Regions from separate parts of the Mus musculus genome. Here region 2 is linked to region 1. Evidence: chromatin loops called from intact Hi-C (ENCODE). Cell type or tissue: heart. All regions are shown on one strand.

The links. Peaks named below come from ENCODE experiments on the same cell type or tissue, not always from the same donor. Only the 100,000 strongest peaks of a DNase experiment are listed, where the experiment ranks them.
Region 2: a loop joins it to region 1, with 2.5 times the contacts of the local background. A loop is called at or near these places in 2 of 42 quality-filtered maps.

What each region holds. Positions count from the first base shown.
Region 1 is chr16:59,470,507-59,478,506 of GRCm38, reverse strand. It overlaps Riox2 (ribosomal oxygenase 2), which reads right to left and starts at 6,732. Exons shown (of 10, transcript NM_025910.3): 1 at 6,562-6,732; 2 at 2,538-2,997. The coding sequence starts at 2,969. In heart, CTCF peaks have their summits at 3,520 (motif pointing left) and 6,284; DNase peaks (open chromatin) are centred at 3,496 and 6,476; H3K4me3 peaks cover 1,677 bases; H3K27ac peaks cover 1,383 bases.
Region 2 is chr16:59,635,201-59,643,200 of GRCm38, reverse strand. Arl6 (ADP-ribosylation factor-like 6) reads left to right here and starts at 3,862. Exons shown (of 8, transcript NM_019665.3): 1 at 3,862-4,271. 4930547E14Rik (RIKEN cDNA 4930547E14 gene) reads right to left here and starts at 6,256. Exons shown (of 3, transcript NR_040564.1): 1 at 6,016-6,256. It also overlaps a transcript of Epha6 not described here. In heart, no CTCF peak of the experiment used is centred here; a DNase peak (open chromatin) is centred at 3,750; H3K4me3 peaks cover 1,486 bases; H3K27ac peaks cover 1,374 bases.

The sequences.
Region 1 (8,000 bases):
TGTCCCCCACTACCACCACCACCACACACACCGGTATGCACCTACATGCTCTACCTATATCCACAGGCACACACATTTTTCAGGAGGACAAAAAGTGTTCAAGCTGGAAATGTTAATCTTGGGATGCTATGACTTCCTAGGGCGGTTTTCTGAAGTCAGTTTGAGGCTCTAAAGAAAGTAAGGGCAGGAATTTACATATGGGATCTCCTGACAAATAAGTACTTAAAGCTAGAGGAGCAGAAATGACAACCTGGGAAGGGCACGGAGGACTGAGAACAAGCTGAGTGAGACTCCCTCGAGTGACTGACTCATCAGCTACAAGGCTGAGAGAGATCAGTTACCAGAGTCAGGTAGGAGGAAGTCACAAGTGGGCCTTGGAGATAACAGCATATTCTACCTTCTAGTCCTTACCTTGATAACTGAACACCCTCATTAGCAATCCTGTCTCATAGGGCGGGAAAGATCATTAACACCAGTCTATAAGTGAGGAAACTGAAGAGGAAAATAGCACAACCATTAACTGAGCCAAGATTCCAATCTGGAGAGACCAGCTCCAGAACCCATCCCCTCAAAACAAGTCACCTACTGTGGTGGTATGAATGGAATGGCCTCCATAAACTCATACTGGAGTGGCACTATTAGGAGGCGTGGCCTTGTTGGAGTAAGTATGTTCCTTGAGGGTGGGCTACAAGGTCTCAGATGCTCAACCCAGGCCTAGTGTCACTCTCTCTTCTGCTGCCTGCAGATACAGATACAGAACTTTCCAACTACGTCTCTAGCACCATGTCTGCCTGCACACTGCCATGCTTCTCACCATGACCATCACAGATTAAACCCCTAAACTGTAAGCCAGGCTCAATGAAATGTCTTCCTTTATAAGAGTTCCCGTGGTAATGGTGTCTCTCCACAGCAATAGAAGCTACCTACTCTAAACAGATTAAAGAGACTAAAGCTTTAATACAAATAAACACACAGTGACTGACATACAGGCGGTATAGTACAAACATTAGGTTTGCTGAGAACACCGATGAACAAGGCTTGAGAGTCAGTTCTACCACTGGACTGTAAGGAATCTAGTATTGAGAATAGCAAGTGGGGAAAAATGGGTCAACACGGAAAAAGCTTTGAGACACATCTTCATGAATGAAGACCACCGGGTTTCCCTATTTATAGATCTCAGAGGTCCTTCTTAGCAGAGGAAACATAATTTAATAGCCTCCGAGTAGCTCGAAGAGTTAGCAGAGCTCCCCAAGAGCCTAATTTATTTTGGAGAAAAGCCACAGGATGCCGGGCAGTGGTGGCACACGCCTTTAATCCCAGAGGAAGAGGCAGGTGGATTTGAGTTCGAGGCCAGCCTGGTCTACAGAGATCAGTTCCAGGACAGCCAGGGCTACACAGAGAAACCCTGTCTTGAAAACCCAAAAAAACAAAAAACCAAACCAAAACAAAAAGCCAAAGGCTACAGGGCCTGGCTCTCTATTCTTAATATCTGGCACCACTGGGAAGCCAGGCCTTGGCTCTTGTTCTCTGGTGTCCCAAGAAATCATTTAGGAATGTATAGGTAACTTTATGGCTCCCAATATTGCTAAGAGGATAAAAAAAAAAAAAGGCACTGGCATGTAACTGACAAAGATGTCTATTTTCTTCTTAAGGATTACCCAAAATGGTACAGTTCTGTAGCTTTCTCATTTATCTTGGCTCTCCGGTCTTTGCATCTTCAAACTGTGACCTATTAACAAACCATATGGAGTCCAAACATGTTGGATGAAGTTCAGTGACTGTGCTGGCTTTACTGAGAAGAGGACGCTATCTTCATGGATGATGGCCACCCAGGAGCCATTCCAGGACCTAACCCCTCAATGTCATAAGTTCTGTTATTAATATGTTAACATGTCTCTTTTGATATCTGATGAATCACCCAGTCACAGCCCTGAAGCTACCTACCACTTGGAGAGACGTAGGCAGGAAGGGAAGATAACCGGAAGTATCACTTGGGTGTTACCATGTGCCTTCAAGTACAGCAACAGGACAGCACAGAGATCCTTACCATATGCAAAACTAAGTCAGTCCACTAAAGGTACAAAGGTTAGAAACTTGAGTCTGGCTTTTATAGCTCTGATACTTACAAATCTGGCTATGATTGCTACAGATTCTAAACATCTAAACAGGTACTGGGGAGATAGCCTAGTGGGTAAGAAGAATACCTGCTGGGCAAGCAGAAGGACCTGAGGTTATGTCCTTAGTACCCACATAAAAGCTGATGTGGCAAAATATGTCTGTGATGTTAGTCCTGGGAGACAGGTGTGTGGAACAGTTGGATCCCTAGAGCTCACTGACTACCCTAGCTAAATAAATGGTTAGTTCCAGGTTCAGTGGGAGACCCTAATTACAAAATACAAGATTGAAAGTGAAATGAACGATATGTGTTCTCATCACAATGATCTCCATCATCAAACCAGACATTCAATCTGAAACTGACGTGTGCCCAAACACTGCTTTCATATGTCTGAGAATTCTGCCCTGGGGAAATCCACTACCTTATATCTCTGAGGTTGGTGAAACTGAATTGTTGCCCTCTTCTGATCAAAATCTTTTCTCAGCTGAAGAAAATGTGCTCTGCCGTCCTTATTTAAAACCTTCTTCTTCCCACTGATGCTCCGGCAGACATTCACGTCTCTTCCATAGTACACTCCTTTCTTGCAGAGTCTCTTCAGATCTGAGAGGCTGAACAGAGACTGGTAATATTTGGCCAGTACAGGGTCATCCCTCTGGATGAGAAGGGGCTTTTGTTCCCAGAATTCCTTGAAAAAAGTCTCTACTTTGATGGGTGAGATTAAACTTTCGAAGAAACTACTGGGGCTGTCAAAGTTTAATACAGAAAGCGTTTCAGGCAGCTCCTCCTTCACCCGCTTGCAAGGAACAGACGCTTCTTCGTTCTCATCCCCTGTGGGCTGCACTTTCTTTGGCATTGTTCACGAGTAGGGAGGAAATGCAAACCTAGGAGAAGAATAAGACACTGTCGGGTTTGCAGGAATGCACACGCCCCAAGCATGACTGAGACCATTACGCCTCTTCGAAAACTCCACATCAGTCAGGACTGCATCCTCCAGGATGTGACACCCTTAAGCCAGTGTTATGTATGCCAAGATGATTCAACCTTAAATACTGAGTGCAGTCTGTGCGTTCATCTAAAGGACTACACAACTATCTTATTGCTACAAGCACTAAGTTCTGAAAATCAGTCTTAATTTGGAGACTTGATGATCCCAAACTAAACCATTTCTCTCAGCAATTCTTATTCAAAGGGGAAGCCTATGGCCACTGAAATGGCAAAGGCAAAACTCCTGAATTTGGCTGCAATCAGCACCAGTACCTGAATCCAAAGGGATGTACCCTCTGTGGTACAACCATCTGATGGAGAATCAGGAACAGGTAGCTGTCTGCTGCCCTGTGCTGCTCACCACAGCACAGAAAACCTTCCCAGGCAGAAGCCAATGTGCCCTGGGCCAGTGGCGTCACCTGGTGGCTGGAATGAGATGACAAACAAAGCTTGAGAACTGTCACCATCAGGGAACTCCCCCTCTGCCCATTGAAAAAAAGTAATTAAAGGCTTTAAAAAGGAAAGTTAAAATGGGCTATATGGAAGATCTTCAAAAAGATCTAACTTTTTAACTGGAACAAGGGATCAATCACCAACATCATTAGCCTCTAACACAGCACTTCTCCAATTTAACATGCATAGAAGACACGGGGGCATCAAGTGGACCAGATACCCATAGTAACAACACTGCTGGTCTGAGGCACACATCTGGGTAGCAAGAGGACCAACATTCCCAAACACCCACAAACTATAAACCCTGACACTTATATAGGTTTCCCTCATGTAGGTTCAAGAACTGTAATTCAAAATATACAAATATTCACAACAGAGTTTTTTAATTTCTGGCATATTGGTGCTCAGAAGTCAGATTTTATACATTTGGATTAGGGATGTTCAAACTGTATAACTTCTCTTTTTTCTTTCTTATTCTGAGAAGAGGTTCTGTTCTTCTGATTCCTAACAAACACCCTGTTGCCAAAGAAGGCTGAGAATCACAGTGCTTATAAAATATCACATTTTTGTCAAGGTCAATAACTTAAAATGCTATGACTTTCTTCTGGGTTGAGTTACCAAGATTGCAAGAAAGCTGTCTTTCCTTTTCATCAAATGTGGAGCATTCTGGCCGCACTGTGAACTGAACCCGGATGCAAACTCATCAAATTAACAAGTGGGAACTGAACAAATAATTCGTTGCTTTTTAAGGGCTGTTTTAAATATTAGTTGTTGTAGATCATTCTAGGACTTCCCAGAGCAGAATACTTCTTTTGTTCAGCTTACTTTCTTTATAGAACTCAGGTCCACCAGCCCAGAGGTGGTCCCACACATCAAACACTAAGCAAATGTCTTAGAGTAACTGGATCTTATGGGGGCATTTTCTCAATTGAGGCTCCCCGCTCTCAGGTAACTCTAGCTTGTGTCAACTTGACATAAGACTAGCTAGCCAGAACAGGTACCTTCCAAAGTAAGGCACACATTTCTTACCCTCTTATATTTAAGGTACACATCTCATACCCTCACGATTGCTCAGTTTGATGAGAGGAAAACACAAGTGAAAGGCTTGTTTCCTTAAGAATAACCTGAGAGTGAAATCGTACATTCACCAGAAGGTGTGGCTAAAGTGCCCCAAATACTTAAGCGAGAATAAAACCACTTAAGGATTTTCCCCACCTACAATCACCAACAAGTCAACCCCAAGACTACAGAACTTACCTTGCCTACGATTACACCACCTATTCTTCCCCTAGGTTAACAGAATTTATCTGAGCCTCAGTTAATTGGAAACTAACTCAGATACATTCTGTTTTCCTTACACCACTCATTTTTTTATAGCCTTTGGAGGGTGGAGCAGAGTAGACACACCAGGCCTATCTCCAAATATACCAAACGGCACCACCATTTCACATGCCCAGGACACCCAAGACATTCCTTGTATTTCAAGAAACACAGGAAATTAAACAAGAGACTGCTTTATCCATAATGGTGCAGCACCTGCCTGTAAGCCCCACGGGGCTCCCAGATAGAAACAAGAATATTTCTTTCTATAGACCTGGGGTTGCGGTAAGTTGATTTAAAAGCACTTAAACAATTCTAAAAGAGACTCAGTTTATAAACTGGTAATTGCTGTATCGCTGATAAGTTCAACCCGAAAATAAATGTTGGCACTCTTACTATAGTTGACAAACTTAAGAATCTACATTTTAGGGCGACCTAATTTTCCCATGGTAAAACTTAATGACAAGAAGCCACAGAGTGTCTTAAGAGATAGCTACCTCTACCTTGCACAAACCTAGCCAAGTATGGCACAAGACAGTTAAGTCAGAATTTTTCTTCACTTTTTCTTCTTAGCAAATTCTCAAAAGCCTTACTCACTAGCTCCCCAAACAAACAAACCCCCCCCCCCCAAAAAAAACCCCATGACCACCACCACTTGGGAAAGACAGGAGGAGGAGGAGGTTTGCACAATTAGGACTATTATTCTGTACAAGTAACCATAGATATCAATACTCACTAGCAGCCCTGGCAGGGACGTCTCTCTCCATGGTAGCAGTATTTTACCAGCAAAGCGTGGTACACGCTAATGTCTAGATGCACACATCAAACCTAGTGGAGTACCACTTCTGATGCTGGAGGCAGAAATCTACATTCACAGAAGTCCTTAATGAACGAATTGTAGGCCCACTAACCTAGAGAAGACTAGATTGAACTTAGCTCAATTAATCACACCTGACAGTAGTTATACACCATGGGCCTGAGAGATGACTCAGGCGGTAAAGACACCTGCTGTCCACTTAGTTTAATTTCTGAGACCCACATACTGGAAGGAAAGGATTCCCTCAAAGTGTCCACCAACCTCCACCGGTACATCATAGCCTGTGTACATCCACACATAAAATAAATAAAGTGGTGAAATACTTTTTAATTATATATTGCTTGTAAGAAAATCACCAGGCTAACTGAAAGCAATTGTCTTCAGCACCCAGAAAAGTTTTCATTAATTCAGAGATGTCTCACTGAATGGCAGTTATGTTTTTTTGCAGCTTTATATAAACAGAATACGAATTATGTGTATTCGGGGGGTCCATGAGGTCACGAAAGATGCAGCCCAAAAGTTCAGAGGCATCCAGGTATTAAAAAGGAGCTGGTGAAACCCAACTCCCGGCGCCGGAAGTTCAGATCATGACCGCTGGTAGACTTCCTGAAACCTGTTTAGTCACTTGTTGGACATCCTGGAGGCAGGCAGGCAGACAGGCAGTCTTCCTCACGTGGAGATAAAAAGGCAACCTACGCTCCAAGTCCCGAGCTGGGCGACAGTCCCCGCGCCCCTCCTCAGTCCGCGACCGTGGTCCCTGCCCCTCCCCGTCTGCGCGCGCAGCCTGGCTCTAGCTCGCCGGCGTGTGCCGCCCGCCACCAGTCCGGCGGTGCACGTGGCCAGGTCCCCAGCCCTCAGCCACCCGGCTCACCAGTTAGGCCCCAGCCCTCCAGAGCTGCACTTCTCAGCCTGACCCGCGTCCCACGCGCTGCACCGGCACGGCCTGTTGCGTGTCTTCCGCAAGTTGACCCAGCTAAGGCATGGAAGGGCGCGACGGCGTGGTCACGTCCAGGGCGGGCTCCCGAGACGCGGCCCCGCCCACGAGACGCGACCCCGCCCACGAGACGCGGCCCCGCCCCGGACTTCTGGCTCCGCCCCCGGACCACATCCCTGCTCCTGCCTACAGCTACAGGCCTTCCCCTGCTCTGGCCTATGAACCTAAAGGTCACAGAACGTGAATGTGCTTTTTATAGTTGCTACCTTCAAATCTGAAGTTAGAGGGAAATCTATAAATTTGGACAGTTCCCTTTATTAACACACACATACAAGAACATGCTTCTTGAGAGAGTGCTTGTACTCCATCGGTCCACAAAAGATCCAAAACCGTCATTGTATATGGCTTTAATATGTATACGATTGTTATTAACTTAACAATTTTTGTTTGTTTGTTTGTTTTTTGAGACAGGGTTTCTCTGTGTAGCCCTGGCTGTCCTGGAACTCACTTTGTAGATCAGGTTGGCCTCGAACTCAGAAATCCGCCTGCCTCTGCCTCCCGAGTGCTGGGATTAAAGGCGTGTGCCACCACGCCCGGGTAACTTAACAATTTTAGTACCAACCATTTTGTTTAGACTTCATATATTTTCATTCCAATCCTTTTAAGTTTTTCTTTATTTTAATGTCTCAAAACTCACACCCAGTGACATACTTCCTCCAGCAAGGCCACACCTATTCCAAAAAGGTCTCATTTCCCAATCCTTCTCACATTGTGCCACTCCCTAATGTCTACACATTCAGATATATCAGCCTATGGGAGCCACTACTCCTTTTTAAACCATCACAATGCCTGAAAATAAGTCTTAGTGCCAAAGTGTTTTGCATACATGCATGTTTTTACACAGTTGGTTATTTATTAGGTAATGGATTAGCAACTGAGTATCCTCAAAGCATTGGGGTCTACAGAGGGGCAAAAGAGGAACAGTCATGAAATCATATATGACAGTAATTAATAATAAAAAAATCTTTGTTTTTTTCTACATCCACATAGAGGTCAAATTATTTTATATGAAGCATAGCACAGTAATATAATGTATATTAACCAAGTAAAACTTATGAAGAATTTCATCAGCACAAGTGGCTACAATCAAAGGAGCTAATGATAATATCATGAGAGAATCAAATAAAAAATACTTCAGAAAAAGTAGGGTAATATTTTGAGTTGATGTGTTGTATAACTTGATGGCCCTTGCGCAATTAATTACTTCGTTGTGAGTTACACTATACACCATCCTTCATATAAATGAACAAGAACAATTAGATTACTTCAATCTCAGCCGAAACGTGACCTAGAATAACATAGAAAGACAGATAAAT
Region 2 (8,000 bases), 160 kb before region 1:
ACCAAGTCGATGGGTGATGTGAGGGTGTTTTGTTCTCTGTCCCTCTTGACTTAAGGAAAAGGATTAAAAACAAACGAACAGTGCTGGGTGCTTCATTTCTGGATACACTGTATCTGATGTGTGGGACTTTAAAGATGCATCTTTCTTCTTTGGGCTTTATGTGAAATTAGATTGTGACTAATGGGATAAGATTGGTCTCCATATTTTTGCTATTCTAGCACAACCTAAAATATAAATATGTAAGTATACATGTAAATTCCTATTTGCTTAAATAATTTAAATATTTAAATACTCAAATTTTAAATGGTAGACATTCTCAGTGCATTCAAAATATTAAGTACAAATGTCTTTGTGGCACAAATCCTAAAAAACAGTACAAAATAGTGTATTCTGTATAATACCTAGATAACATCTGTCTAGACTTATTTAATCACCTTCACAGATTATATTTGACTAATCAAAAACTGCAGCCACAATACTTTTTTCCCCATAATTTAAAGACTTATAAAGTCTTTCCTTGTTAACGGACTCAAGGCTATCATTCTTCAAGTATTTAGCTGGTACTAGAGCCATCTATTTTGCAAGAGGGTTTGAATCTGTTTGTGACAATGAGAAGGGATAGCACCACATCATGTTTTCTGTTTGGAATCATATCACTATTTAGGGCATACATGTTTCTTCCAAGGTTGCTTATACAGTTGATGTTTTCATTTTAGTTGTAATTCCAATATGGTAGAGACATAAATGCAGCAAAATGGCGCTATTTGAACTGCAATTCTTCTACTACCTACTTAACCATAGCAATGAAGTACTTCAGTTTCATTGGAAGGTGGTACTATTTTCATCTTATTAAACTACTATAATATTCCATGTAAATGTTCATGTGCTGGCATGCAAACAAGGTAATAGTGTTATAGAATGCCCAGCTCCCAATAAGAGGGGTCATTTATGGTAAACTGAATTATATTTGTTATCTAGTTGCTGAAAGGATATGGTGTTTAGCAAAACAACCTGCTGAGCAACATAGTGAGATTTTTGTACAAAGTACAAATTGCTAATTATTGTATTTTATTTTTCTATGATTTCCTAAAAGGCATTATCAGGGTCTTAAAGATGGAGAAAGCCTGTTTATTAAAATATCTATTACCAAATAAAAGTTACAGTTTTGGTGGTTGAGTTTGTGATGTTTTGTACTGTTATATGCAAGTATATTATTGTAATTTACTTTTTAGTATGTCTATGTGCTGTTTAGAACTTTAGTAATTATGAGTGTAAAAAATAGTTGCCATTTTTCCAAATAATTACAGACTTTGAGGTCTAGGCATAAATTCACAGAAATCACTATAATTAATGGATACATATTTTTGTAGTGATTTTATACTGGCAAATGTTTAGTGAGATTTGGGTGAATGGAATTACGTATTACAGAGGTAGTTTTTACAGATACGTAATCAGCACACAGGCAACATCAACTGGGCTAACAAATCTTCAGGCCATCAGTGTCCATTACAAAATTTCCAGTATATTATAAATCAGGGATTTTCCAGATTCCTTATGTTGCTGACAAGAAAAAACATCCACACCATCTTGAGATGATTAGAAGTAACATATCTGATGTACCTCACTCTTTTATAGTTGTCTGACTATAGCTACAAGCCACTCTGAAATGAACCTAAAACCCTTCTACATGTATTCTAGACTTGAGAAAAATCACATAATGTTTTAAAAGCTTGTTGTGCTCACAATAAAATCAAGAGAGTCAAACTAACTTTGTAAGTCGAGTGGAATTACGTCTTGCTTTTGGGTTTACTCAAGATAGGTTACAGCTGCCAACCATCAAAACAGCAGATCCAAACAACTGAAATATTTACACTGTTTTAGGGTTCATTTTTTTTCAACATTTTCTAGATTACTAAATAGAATTTAGGAGTCATGTGAACTCTTTAATCTCTAATACAATAAAACAGCAGATCAACTACACTTAAATAAACAAAAAACAAAACTGTTCACCTTTTGTTGTTAAAAATCACCTAAGTTGGGGATGAAGAGGGCTCCATGGTTTAGAGCACTCGTGGCTCTTGCAGAGGAGTCAGGTTTGAGTCGTAGCACCCACATGGTGGCTCACAATCTTCCCTGATTCCAGTCTCAGTAGATATGATACCCTCTTCTGATCTCTCCAGGCACCAAGTATTCTTGTGGTGCACATACATATAAGCAGACAAAACAAACATAAAAAAAGTCAATAAATCCAACAAAAATAATTTTTAAATGTCATCTAAATTTACTATAAAAATGGTTGCTCGGTCTGTTCTTATATATTTAGTTTCCTCCTAATGCTTTGTAGGAAAAAAAAAAATCTGATAATATCTGCCTAAAGGGGGAAAATCAGAGACATAAGCTCTATTCTATGTCTAGAGAGAAAATATTATATAAGCAAATAAGCATCCAAGTTTTGTCAAAGTGAGCCAAAGAGAAGCGGTTTAATAGTTCCTGGTAAATTAGGAACCCCTGCATTTGGGGCCAGAAGTTAAAGGACAACCACATCAGGAACTGAGCTGATTTTCTTTGAGTAATAAAAAATTCACAACGAAGGAAGCTTATCTATTGAACACGTGCTATCTATTGGTCAGACATGCATACTTTTTTCTTTCCTTTGTCCTCAAAACCACTAGATTAGATACATTTTTGAAGACAAAGATGAAATATACACAAAGGGTAATTTTACTAGACCACAGAGTATAGTATATTTCCATTTTCTGTTTTAACAAGGGCATTTATGTTACTACCTTTGGATGTACAAACTATAGAAGTTTTGTTCACTCAGTCTGGTTTTTGCCTTACAAGAGTCAGGAGACCAGAACTAGACCTTACTCCACATTAGGAGTACTAAGGAATTTGGAAAGGCACCAGAAAAGCACTCTACCGCAGTGCATATACCAGTGTCTTAACCACTATCTCTTTGATGGAATTCCTTTCAGTTTCTTCACCCTACTCCAAGTCCAAATAATCGGCCAGCTTCCTTAACGGGCAGAAAAACAAGTATGGTAGTTGAACATACTAACTGGTAAAACCAGTAAAGTAACATCCCACATTTATGCTAACAAGTGATATGAAGAGATGAAACTTTTCAAATACAAGTTTGTCATGCAGTCATTCATTGAGGAGTAGGATGGGGGAAATGGCTAGTTTGAAGTCAAAAAAAAAAAAAAAAAGTAAAAATAAATAAAATAAAATGTAGATCTTTAATTGTTGCATCTGTAGCCTGTCTGTTGGGAACAATGCAAATGGGCGGGAAAGTGTCTATCTAAAAAACTTTCAATTAGCACAAATTATTTCTATTGCTATAAACTCCAAGTGATTTTAAGAACGGTAACTATCAAACTCTCTGATCCACAAACTCATGTCTGGTGTTAGTTAATATCCGGGACAACAGACAGCTAAGAACTAGGGACAGGGTCACACTTCCTTTGCCAAATAATGTTTCTGTTTTTAAATACTGACTGGTTTTGACCAGTTTCCCTCTCCTGCCTGTACTTACAACTGTATTCTGCAGAGCTCGCTCGCTCGCTCTCAGGCCTAGCTGAGCCTAGGAAAGGCTCTGTGTAATGGGAGTAGCATATCTAAGTAGATCCTTTCCCTGCCTCACGCCGCCCACGACGAGGGCGGTCAAGCCAAAACATTGCCACCCACAGATATGGCAGTCCGGCCAAAAGCGCTAACCAGAACCCCGGAGGCCAGCAACCAGCGATGCGCGCGCAGCTAAGGCCGCCCCGCACGCCTCCCGGCAGGCTGTGCGCGCGCCTCCAGCTCCCTTGCGTCCCAGCAGCACGGGAGCTACCACTCGGCTCCCAATGCAGTGGCGGCTCCCCGTGTCTTCCGTGCTCACACTCTCGCTAACAGAGTTCCTCTGCGGGAATCAGGCCATTAATTTTTTTACCCAGAGCTCTCCAGCCGCAGAAAGGAGAACCTGTGGGCGGACACCTACGACGCCCGGGTGGGCGTGGCTTTGGGACCGGAAGAAGCTCCCGTTGCCAAGGGAACGCCGCGCGCCGGGGCGCCTGCTCAGCCACTGATGCTCGCATCCTGGGTGAACCGGCTGTTTCTCCCAACTTGTAGAAGGGGCTGTGCTTGGGACAAGGGAACCTTCCTACGGAGGCATAGAGAGGAAGGCTGAGGCTCCGGGGAAGATCCCACCGCGGAAACGGGTACAAGAGTGCGTCCTTTCCTGTCCTTGTCAGCCCCTTGGCCTTTGGATTGGCGTCAAAGATCAGGTACCTCCATCCGCACCCCGCTTTTTCTCTCTCTTCACCATCATCTGTGTGTTCTCTTTCAGCTCTGTTGGGTATGATTTTTCACGCCATCAGCTTCACCCTTGATAACATGAACACGACCTTTCCACGGTGTCTGTAGCGCTGTGGAACCGGCGGCAGGATCCACTAGTTCAAAAAGTTCCCGCTACCTGTTCGCAGCCATTTCCACCCTGGTAGACAGAGAATACCCGCTCCCTGTCCGATTTAGAATTACTCTAAACTATTACCCGTATTTTTGAATCTAAGTGAGTTAGATCATCTCTCATCTGTGAGAGATGGGGAAAAAATTGAGTTTATGTGATGTATACCAAGGAGCTTCGAAAATGTATTGAACTGCTTTGGGCCAATGCTGTTTGCTTGTTTGGTTGACTTTAACGCTGCCCAAGACGGACCTTTTTATATGATGTATGAATAATTTGGTTGAAATTTCATCATCAAATTTTCTAACTTAATAAGATTGTTTTATTGGGGTAGTAAGAATGTTCAACAGCCCACACTACTATCATGTTTAAAGTAGCATTTCTGGCGTTTTTCTCTGTCTCATCTCATCTTTCTCTGCAGCTTAACGCTAAGGTCTTAACATGTGGATAACATGTTAAATCTTCAGTGCTTTTCTGGTAACCACCTAATCCTTTGGAAAGCTGATTCTTCTCAGAAAGCAGCTCAGACACCTAAGTGTTCTTGATTCAAGAACAGGAGTTGTTTCATTTTAGCCAAGTTTACTTTAGCTATCAATTTTGCCAGCGTTATACAATACATACAGTAAGACTTTTTAAGCTGAAGGTATATTTTGTTCCTAATCTAGCGAATATGCTGGGTTTTCTTTTCTTTTTTCTTTTTTTTTATCCTTTAAGGCATAGTTTACGTCAGTATCAACTTTATACCATGTTCTCTCTCCTCTCCCCCCACCTCTCTATGTAATAATTGTTCATGTTGTGTAGTACCTGTTGAATCCAGAATGTGTGACCAGCCCTGGAATTGGAGTTACAGGTGCTTGAGAGCCTCAGTCAAACTCTGGTCCCCTAGAAGAGCTGTGCGGTCTCTGCTGTTAAGAGTATAATTTTTATTTATTTTTTTCTTTTTTGTTTTACAGTGCCTGAGATTAAATCTAGGGCTTTGCACATTGTGGGCAAGCACTTTACCATTTTGCCACATAACCAGTCCCTAAGATTATACTTTTCTTTAGAAAATTTTAATAGACATGAGTAGGGAAAGAGATTATAAAGCTAATTGTTTCCCTAATTTCAACCCTGTCACACTTGTTTTGGGTGTTGTGTAAATTTTTAATTGGTAGTAAAAATGTAAACCCTTAAGCAAAAGCCCAATTGCTTTACAAGAGTCTTCCTAAGTGTAGAAGTTTGCTGAGAGTTTGGGACTGGGCAAGTTTTTGCTTGAGTTTTTGCTTAATCTAATTGTGTGATGTTTTTATTTGTGAGTTCATTACAGTGAGGTGATTTTATTGGTAAGAACTTTTAAACTACTATTTGGAAGAAATTCAGAACCAATGAGAGGATGAAAACTGGCTGAGAGTGTTTTGTGATGTGTGTTCTCAACTTTTATGATCCAACTCCAGATCTTTATGGCTTACTCCCCATGCTCCAGATTCTGAGTCCAGCTCACCCTGCTCTTCTCTCTTATTGACTAGCCAGGCTTCCTCGGTCACAGCGGGTTTTGTTTCTTCTTAAAGAACGTTTTATGGACTTACCTCAGAATAGCTGTACTTAGCCTTTGGAGAACTTTGTTGTACCTAAGAACTTGCTTTCTCTAAACTTAAAAAAGAAAAATAAGGAAATGGAAGAAGACAATAAAATCAGCAGCGCATCAGTCCCCCAGAAGCCCACTTTCAGGGTATAGTTCCCCTTCAAAGCTGAAGAAACTGGTAAATCTGAAAAGGGGACGTTAGAGAAAGGAAGCTTAGTGTTTCACATGACAAAGTATAGGGATATGTGAATTGAGAGATGATGTCACAAACAGACCAATAGAATAGATCAGGTTTCCCAGTTTGTGTGAAGTTGAAATATTTCCCCAAAAAGGTTCTTGTGAACAAGTCCTCACAGACAGTAGTACTTTCTTTGTCCATCTCTTGGAGCTTTAGAGATAGTATCAGCATATTAAAGAATAATGCGCTGTAGAAGCTTATATAAAATTTCTCAAGCATCAGTGACCTTGAAATTTTTCTTAGAAGTAATCCCTAAGAATTCGCTTCCAGAATATAGTTTAGAATGTACAGAGAGCCTATTGCTAGATCCAAACACATATAAGAATATAAAATATAAAGAAAAGGGAGGGGCAGAAGGACAGCCAGTTCTCTGAATCAGCTCTCATACCCAAGTACATTTCAGGAAAATTAGAATTTAAAACCTGAAAAATTAACTACAGATGAAAGAAACAGAATATTAGTTAATATGCTCAAAATACTGAAGAGAAGGAAATATTTCTAGACCTAAAACTAAAGAAAGAAACCAAAGAAAACCACCAATGTCATCAGATAAAAGCCCCGTCTTATAAAACAATTGTAATAAAGTAAATTTTAATTGATTGAGATAGTTTGCAATACATATGCATGGAATATATACATGACTACATACAGTAATCAAAGCAGTAGCCACCAGATATGACAAGCAGCCCATGAGAGAAACACTAATAAAAAGCAAGTTTCAGTGATATTCAGTTTTATTAGTGATAGAATAAACCAAATTTAAACACTGCTCTGGTAGGGTTTTTCATGTTGCACATAAAAAAAATTGAAAAGCTCTTTAAAATTTTATATTCCCAAATATTTCAATAATAAATCTCAGGTATTTGAGAAAAATGATAGAAAGTCACAAAAGATTGTGGACAATGAATATCTATGATAGTACCTTTTAACAATCAATGCCTTGTAGTACTTACACAGAGAGGAGACATGAAAAACAGAGAGGTTGTAATTTTGAAAATATGTTAAAGATTATATGGAAAATAAAAAAAACATAGAAGCATTATATTAACATACTTCCCCCTATAGGACTTAATAGCCAATTCCAACTAAAATGATAAATATGAATTGTTTTATGTAGCAAAGAAAATTTAAGATAGATTCATCAAATTCCAACTCCTAAGTTGGTATTCAAAGAAATGTTTTGAAATGGGCTTTGAATTTCTAATATGAAAAGGTTTGAGCGACTACGCAGGTTAAACCCATCCTGATCCTTAGGATAAGAAAGAGATCTGCCCATTAGGTGTGCACTGCTTCTTGAAGGCACATCATTGAAAGTTGATGTACTTTATACTGATAGCGCTCTCCCAAAAGTAATAAGCAGAATGTCAGCGATGCAGTCACTTTTCTTATGCATTTGACTTACTACTGATAGCCTTTCCTTCACGTCCTTTGCTTGGGATGGCATAGCATAAAAGACATTAAAGGAGTTGTAACGTGTTTGAGTTTTGTGACCTTAAATGAACATGAGAATTAATAAAGTGAATTAATGTTTCAAGAACTCTAGAAATTAATATTCAGAGAGCAAAGAAAAATACTAAGTAGACATGTATTGTGGCAGTGTCGGTAGTACTGGGGTGGTTGGTAAAAAGTATTTTTCTTCTATCATACAGTAATATTTAGGGTTTGATGACACCAAATGAAAGACCCTTAAAGAGCTTCATTTGGAGATGTGAAGTGTAAATGTAACAGTACCATTGGGGGATAGGAACAGA